Linked DNA regions of Homo sapiens: region 1 is linked to region 2. The links are chromatin contacts, found by Hi-C in ENCODE. All regions are on one chromosome and are shown on one strand. Each heading gives the region's core, a stretch centred on a gene start or an enhancer-like site at or near the end of the contact. The rest is flanking DNA. Distances are from core to core; before and after follow the strand shown. Region 1 has its middle 19 kb from the start of LINC01686. Region 2 holds the start of LAMC1 (laminin subunit gamma 1).

What was found. A loop is a pair of places that touch in the nucleus more often than their neighbours do. Pooled maps may share reads with other maps.
Region 1: a loop to region 2 is called in a pooled map, with 3 times the contacts of the local background. The contact joins the enhancer-like site here to the promoter of LAMC1 in region 2. A Hi-C loop is called at or near these places in 2 of 37 single-sample maps with no recorded cell type and 1 of 50 pooled maps.

The regions. Positions count from the first base shown.
Region 1 is chr1:182,631,647-182,635,740 of GRCh38, reverse strand. No RefSeq gene overlaps it. Among named protein-coding and RNA genes, the nearest start is that of LINC01686, 19 kb to the right of the region's middle. Within about 2 kb of position 1,885, at least 3 of the 41 ENCODE cell types and tissues checked have a DNase peak (open chromatin) inside an H3K27ac peak, as active enhancers do.
Region 2 is chr1:183,021,920-183,025,454 of GRCh38, reverse strand. LAMC1 (laminin subunit gamma 1) reads right to left here and starts at 2,035. Exons shown (of 28, transcript NM_002293.4): 1 at 1,321-2,035. The coding sequence starts at 1,738. RefSeq lists enhancers at 1,119-1,672, 2,228-2,782, 2,783-3,338 and silencers at 1,627-1,766, 1,787-1,856, 1,907-2,296, 2,327-2,716.

The DNA of each region.
Region 1 (4,094 bases), core at 636-3,135, 390 kb after region 2:
CAGAGTCTCGCTCTGTCGCCCAGGCTGGAGTGCAGTGGCACGATCTTGGCTCACTGCAACCTCCGCCTCCCAGGTTCAAGCAATTCTCCTGCCTCAGCCTCCTGAGTAGCTGGGATTACAGGCATGCGCTACCACGTCTCAAACTCCTGACCTTGTGATCCACCCGCCTCGGCCTTCCAAAGTGCTGGGATTACAGGAGTGAGCCAACGTGCCCAGCCGGTTTGCTGGATATTAAGGGAAATGGTTTTAATTGTATGTTCTAAAAATGAAATTGTCAGGATTTTCCAGTAAGTGCTTTATTAGGTCAGTTTTTACCAATAAGCAAGATTGATTGAAACCTGCAACTCCTCAGAGCCTAGATCGGCAGCATCTCCCAGGAAATAGTGAGGAGGGGGTGAGGAGCTGGGAAGGGGTTGTGGGACCGTGTGTATCATAATCACATGCAAATCACAGCAGCCTAGGAGACAGTGGCATGCTGGGTCAGGGCAATCTTCCTCTCCCGCCTCCCTGCAACATGGGGAGAAGGAGAGTTGGTTTCTGGGGGATGAATATAGAGCAAGTGCTCATAAGCAGTTTTGGCCCTCATTTTGGCCATGGCATGGTTGAAATGGGGCAGGCCCAGTGAGAACTGATCCAAGACCAGAGGGAAAATAGGCTTGCATTCCGGACTCAGGGGCTGCAGTTGCTGTGATAAAGTGACTTGCAGAAGAGAAGGGGAGCTATGGGACCCTCGCTCATCCCGCTGGCTAACGGCCCTTTGCAGGTGACTCTGTGGAGAGACTTGTTTCAGCCAAGAGGACACATCCTCATGCAGAGGGGCAGCATCTGGGCCTGCTCTGCAGCCATGGAGACAAACTTGCTCTGTCAAGGGAGCAGCTGCTGGCCACCTGCTCACCAGTCCAGGCTAAGCCCTTTTCTGAGCAGGAGTGTAGGAGCCTGATCCCTAGAATACAGGGCTGGAGGTACAGTAGTGAGCGAGCATGGTGTGTTTTTGCTAGCCTGGGCCATTAGTTTTCCAAGGTGGCCCGGGTGCCCACCCCACCTAAGGTCCCATACACAGGGAACTCTCAGCATGCTGAGGTTCCATGCATAGGGACCCCTCAGCTGTCCTTGCCTGCTGACCTTTTTGTCTCAGTAACACCTAGACCTGCTCCCACTTCCTTGCACCAGAAGCAGCATCTGTTGCAGAGCTGGACCAGCTAGCAGGAGGCCGGGCAGAGATTAGTAAGGCCAGGCCACTTTGGAGGAATTCTGGGGCTTCAGCCTACTCTCCTTTGTCCTCCACAAGGACACATGCGGTCTACCCTGTGGGCCCGATCAGAGCCAACAGTTGCCACACTGCCTCTCTAATGTTCATTCTCTCCCTTTTTACCCAGACTATAAACTCTCAGAGGGCAAGACTCAAATCTGATACCTCCTGGCCGGGACACTTATAGGATACATGATTAATACCTACATGCTGTGCGATGATGCATCAAGGTAACACGGGGCTGTCCTTCTGTGCAAAGATGATATCCTGACCCTCTATATGTAGGGCTTCAATATTAGGTCATTTTTCCAGCTATGATCCACACTCTCCCCTTATCTCCCTTAAAATCTTTAGTAAATTCCACCAGAAGAAGGCCAGGCTGAAGGAAGATCTGTGGCCTTGGGAAAGAGTGAGACTCCTGTCCCTGAGCCTGAAGGGACTCCGAAGAGGGGTTTTATAGGCCCTACCACGACGTAAATAGACACAGATCGGTGAACCCTGTAAGCCTGAGGGCAGCGAACAGCTGGTGTGCCAAGGGCATATTTGCCTGGTAATTTTAATTTTTAATTGAATGCCCATCTGCCCCATCGCTGACATCATAGTGCAGCTGCAGGTCTTGTTTTTCCTTCCTGTTTCATGCGCCTGCGGCATGGCCTTGCACTCAGGGATAATTAAATGGCTCTGTGGGTGGCCTCACCCTGGTTAGTGGATGTATGGGTTGGGGTTGGGGGCAGCCCAGGCCAGAGGGCCAGAAGTCTCCAACAAGGGAGCCTCAGGCTTTGTGTCAGTGTACCATGGGGGAGGGTGGGGCCCGACTGGGGCAGAGCCTGGGAATACCTTATTTGATGGGAGGGAGTAAGTGTCTTGGGAACAGGCTTGTCCTGAAGCCTGGAAAGATTTGCCCCTTCCATAAGAAAGCCCTCAGTCCTGGAGATTAAAGGGTTCTTGTTCCGAACCAGGGCCAGAGTTTTCCTAACCTCTGGGGCTTACCCAGCATAGGCCGAGGCACATGAAAACAGGTATACAAGTGCCCAGAACCTTCAGTAAATAGAAACTCTTGTCTCAAGCTTGTATAGTTTCCTCATTACTCTGATTTCCCCCTACATCCCCCATCTCCAATTTTTTCCTCAACTTCTGTTCTTTAGAGCAGTCCTGGATTCAAATCCTGATTCTGGTTATTTACTAGCTGTATGATTTTGAACAGTCTCATTAACTTCTCTCAGCCTCAGTTTCCTCATCTGTAAAATGGACCCAGCAACTCCACTCCTAAATATGTTAATCTCAGAAACATTTTTTATGTGAACACCAGAAAACATGTACAAGAATGCTCTTAGCAGAACTGTTAGCAATAGCAAAAGACTGGAGACCATACAAAGGGCTCTCATGAGAAGAATGAGAAGGATAAACTGTGGTACATGAGCACAGTGGAATATCATAAAGCTGTGAAATGAATGAACTCTAGGGACACTATAGTAACCATATAGATGAATCTTAGCAAAATAATATTGGAAAAAGGCAAGTTATTTTATTACAATTTAAATATAATCAAAATAAACAATATATTTTAAGATTTCCATATACATGGAATAAATCTAAAAGAGAGCAAAGAAATGATTGGGGATGGGGTTGGCTTGGGTAAGGGAAGGTGTAGCAGGATGAGCCGCAGACAAAACTTCTCAGACACCGAGTTAAAGAAGGAAGTGGTTTATTTGGCCGGGAGCATCAGGCAAGACTCCTGTCTCAAGAGCCGAGCTCCCCGAGTGAACAATTCCTGTCCCTTTTAAGGGCTCACAACTCTAAGGGGGTCCACGCAAGAGGGTCATGATCGATTGAGCAACAGAGGGTACGTGACAGGAGCTGCATGCACCGGTGGTCAGGCTGAAACAGAACAGACCAGGAAGTTTCACAATGTCTTTTCTATACAATATCTGGAATCTATAGATAACATAACCGGTTAGGTCAGGGGTCAATCTTTAACTACCAAGCTTAGGTCAGGCAGGCCCAGGCCTGGTTTCGGGTCTGGTTCCTAGGCTTCGGGCCAACTGCTTTTAGTTTTGCTTTTCTTTTTTTTTTTTTTCTGAGTATAAAACAATATAAAACAATATGAGAAGGTCTGTCTCTCTTCTCTCATTTCCTCCCTAGTAAATAGAAATTCTTTTCTCAAGCTTGTATAGTTTCCTCATCGCTCTAATTTCCCCCTACATCCCCCATCTCCAATTTTTTCCTCAACTTCTATTCTTTAGAGCTGTCCTGGTTTCAAATCCTGATTCTGGTTATTTACTAGCTGTATGATTTTGAACAGTCTCATTAACTTCTTTCAGCCTCAGTTTCCTCATCTATAAAATGGACCCAGCAACTCCACTCCTAAATATGTAAATCTCAGAAACATTTTTTATGTGAACACCAGGAAACATGTACAAGAATGCTCTTAGCAGCACTGTTAGCAATAGCAAAAGACTGGAGACCATACAAAAGGCTCTCATGAGAAGAATGAGAAGGATAAACTGTGGTACATGTGCACAGTGGAATATCATAAAGCTGTGAAATGAATGAACTCTAGGGACACTATAGTAACCATATAGATGAATCTTAGCAAAATAATATTGGAAAAAGGCAAGTTATTTTATTACAATTTAAAGATAATCAAAATAAGCAATGTATTTTACGGTTTCCATATACATGGAATAAATCTAAAAGAGAGCAAAGAAATGATTGGGGATGGGGTTGGCTTGGGTAAGGGAAGGGAGGGGAACAAGCAGATGAATAGATGTAAGTTACCATCAGTGTAATTCCTGGGTTGGGTATAGGTTCAAGGGTAATCACCAAATCAATAAAATAAATGATT
Region 2 (3,535 bases), core at 786-3,285:
TTTTCAAAATGTTTCATTTGTTTAATGACTCAACTGCAAATAAGATGTTAAATAATTCTGCTTTTCTAACACTTATTCCACACACAATAATTTAATCCCACTTTTCAAAGTACTTTTTGTTAAGTCCAATTCTTTCTCTGGAATCCTGATACTTACATAAAGTTTAGTGTACCGGAGAGCAGCAAAATCATGATCAAAAGAACCATTTGCCTACAACATGTTCCTTTCCAACACCCCTAAGTGATATTAGCCTTACAAAATTACCCTCCCTTGACAGAAGAATGGCTTGAGGCAGTCTGTTCTCTCTGGAAGTTCATTAGTACCAGCTACTGGTAATAATCAAGCCTTCCAAGGCAATGGGGAGTGAAGTGTTAAGTCAAACGTGTTTCTCACACATAGATTCCTCTGTTAAACACAATAATGAAACTTTCTGCCTATTTACGTATCTCAATGATGAAGAAAACCTTAGCTAGACCGAACATTATTTTTGGTGCTTCCAGATACATATGTCCATCCTCAATCCACTGCCCTGCCATGAAGTTTTCTACACATCCCTTTCCTGATTTCTGAAACATCACTTACACGTGTTTCTACAGTTGCTTTGAATGAAAGCAAAAGGGAAGACAGTAAAGGAGAGCCTTTTTACCCAGGGACAAGGCTATGCCCAGCAATTACAGTGAGTGCACTTCCTTTTGTTCATTCTGCACCAGGATTAGCAGTCAAATCGCTTTGTGGTTCTTAATTAAGGCTGAGCAGCTATAAAGAACAATAACTTCAAAAGTGAATTTATGTTTTAATTACACATAGGCAATATAGGCAGCGAAGGCATTTGCTCCCCTCAAATTCCCCCTTAACTCAACAGAGCAATCACCCTCAGCCCTGGAAGGACATCTAAACATTTTAAAGGCGAAAGTGTTTAAGGCGGACCTTCTTGTTTCCGATCCAAGAATGCGCTGTGATGACCTTGCTAGCAAAGAGAAAAGTGGGGATGGGAGTTTCTGATTAACGCTTCAGAAAAAAAAGGGGGAAATCACAATCCTAACAGCCGAAATGCAGAATAATCAGAGAGCCAGAATCCCGTTAAGTCAGAAAGAACAGGAAAGCAGAGAGACTCGTGCGGAACATCCTGGCCCTCACGGGATGTTAAAAGCAGTATCTATTTAAGAAGTTGGAGAAAGGAGTTTCTGTGTGGCCCATGCCGGGGAACAGAGAGCAAACACGCGGCCGTCTGCGCCCGTGAGGCCGGCCACTGGGACGGAGCCGGTCCGGGAGCTGGGCTGCTGGCGAGCAGTAGCAGGGGACGGGGCTGTCACCGCTTACCCAGGTGCAGCGTGAGGTTGATGGAGCTGGGGTACTGCACCCCGGCCAGCATGGTCTGGCTTTGCCACCAGGTGGTGTCGGCCTGGTTGTTGTAGTCGGTCAGGAAGGCTGCCCCGTGCTGCAGGTGGGGCTGCCCGGCGTCGCACAGGTGACAGGACTTGGTGACCCCGGTCACCCCGGTCTGCACACAGTATTCCTCGGGCGGAGTCCCACACGTGTTGGTGGCCACCACAGTCACGTTGAAGGCGGCGTTGACGAACTCGGGCATGCAGCGCTGCGGCCGCCCGCCCTCGTCCGTGCACTCGTCCATGGCTGCCTGGGCACAGCCCGCCGCGGCGGCCGCCGCCAGCACGGCCAGCACGGGCCAGAGCCGCCCCCGGGGCCGCAGGGCCGGCGCGGCCCGATGGCTCCCTCTCATCCCGCCGCCCGCACGCTGGGTCACGGCGAAGGCAAGGGCACCGGCGCGTTCCTCTCGCCTAGCGGCGTCCCCCGGAGGCCGCTTCGCTGCTTGAGCCTGGGGGCCCAGGGGCCTGACTCCGGCGCGGGCGGTGGCGGCGGCTCGCGCCGGAGAGACTGACGGGTGGGCGCCCCTAGCGAGGACCGCGCTGCTCGCCGACCACTGCCCCCGCGCGCCGCCTCCGCGCTTCCCTCACCTACCCCGGGAGCAGCCTGCACTCCGCGCCGACCCCCGACTTCCGAGCGCGTGCCCGAGTGCGCGCCCCCGGGGAGGAAGGAGCAGGGGGTGGGGTCGGCAGGGTGGGGTGGGGTCTGGGCGAGGAGAAAGCCCAACCCTGTCTCCTCTCAGCAACTCCCGCGGCCCCTGGGGCAACTCCCCGGCCCACCGCGCCCCATGGACTGCGCGTCCGCCCCGGCGACTCCAGGAGGCGGCGGGGGCGGGAGCAGCGGCGTCTCGCGCTCGGGCCCGCGGCGCGCGACCCGGGGGGAGGGGCGCGCGAGGTGGGCGGGGAGCCGGGGGAGGGGGTTGGGGGAGGGGAGGGGAGAGGAGGGGAGAGGAGGGGAGGGGAGAGGAGAGGAGGGGAGGGGAGGGCGGCTGGGTGGTGCATGCCGGGAGGGAAGGGCGGCCTCGCAGACCCGCTCCCCGCGCGGGAGTCGCTGGGGTCCTTGGGCTCCGCGGCCTGGGAGACTCCGGATTGCGGGAGGAGTCGGGGGAGGGCGCCTTAGAGGGGCGATGCCGGGTCAGGAGGTCGCTCGGGGTCGTCCCTGGGGCCTCGCGCCAATTTGGGCTGCGGCAAGAGGGTCCCCGCCCGGCCAGGTGTGGGTCCGAACCGGGAGCGCCCGCTGCTGCCCGGGGCCCCGCTCCAGCCCCTCCCGAACAGAGGTCCCGGGGCGTTCATGGGGCCGACACGGTCCCTGGAGAATCAGAAGGGCCTGGTCGCAGCAGCCAGATGAGTTTCGTGAAGCGATTTCCTGCCGCTGATTTAAAGTGTAACCAGTCGTTTTACCGGGGCAAGGAAGGAAGTGAAAAGGCTGGGAATGGAATGAATTTTTCCCTTGGGTACGCACGACCCACTGCGAAATTCTTCCACTGTGTTGTTTGTGTTCCTCGGCTTGCCTTTAAAAGACTCGAAATTATGTGGATTCTGACATCCTCCTTTTCGGGCCTGCTGAGTCACGGAATATTCTCAGTGCCAGAATGACTCAGTTCACAGAACCTGAGCCAGAAGATCATGAGTTTTAGTCCCGGAGCAGAACCTGGGCGCTTACCCAGTGCTGGATACGGCAAGCAGAGACCAGGGCAGGGAGGCAGCAGCTTGAAACCCTTGGCGTCCCCAAGCAGAGAGGATGCACATAGTGAATGACACGGATTTGTTTTGTTCTAGCTTTTCAGGAATTTAATGATAAAGTGCGGATAATAAGTACACCGCAAAAACAAAACAAAAAAACACATGCATAATTTCGGACCCAGTTGTCCCATTAAGATAGGCGTAATGGGAATCTGAAACAAGGAAATAAGTATATGTTAGGTGACTCTGGATAGTTAGGGTTAGTTAGACGCAGACTGCTGATTAGGAAAACCTTAAGGATAATGTTCTGGTAGGATGAAGAAGGGAGGGGAATCTAGGGTCTTGTTACACGGCTGAGCTTACTTAGCAAGTTATGTTCATCACTGTTCCGTTTATTTGATGAGATGGGTGGAGATTATGCATGGCTAAAGGTGCCTCATTCTTGGCACCTTCTCTTTGGGAGAATTAAG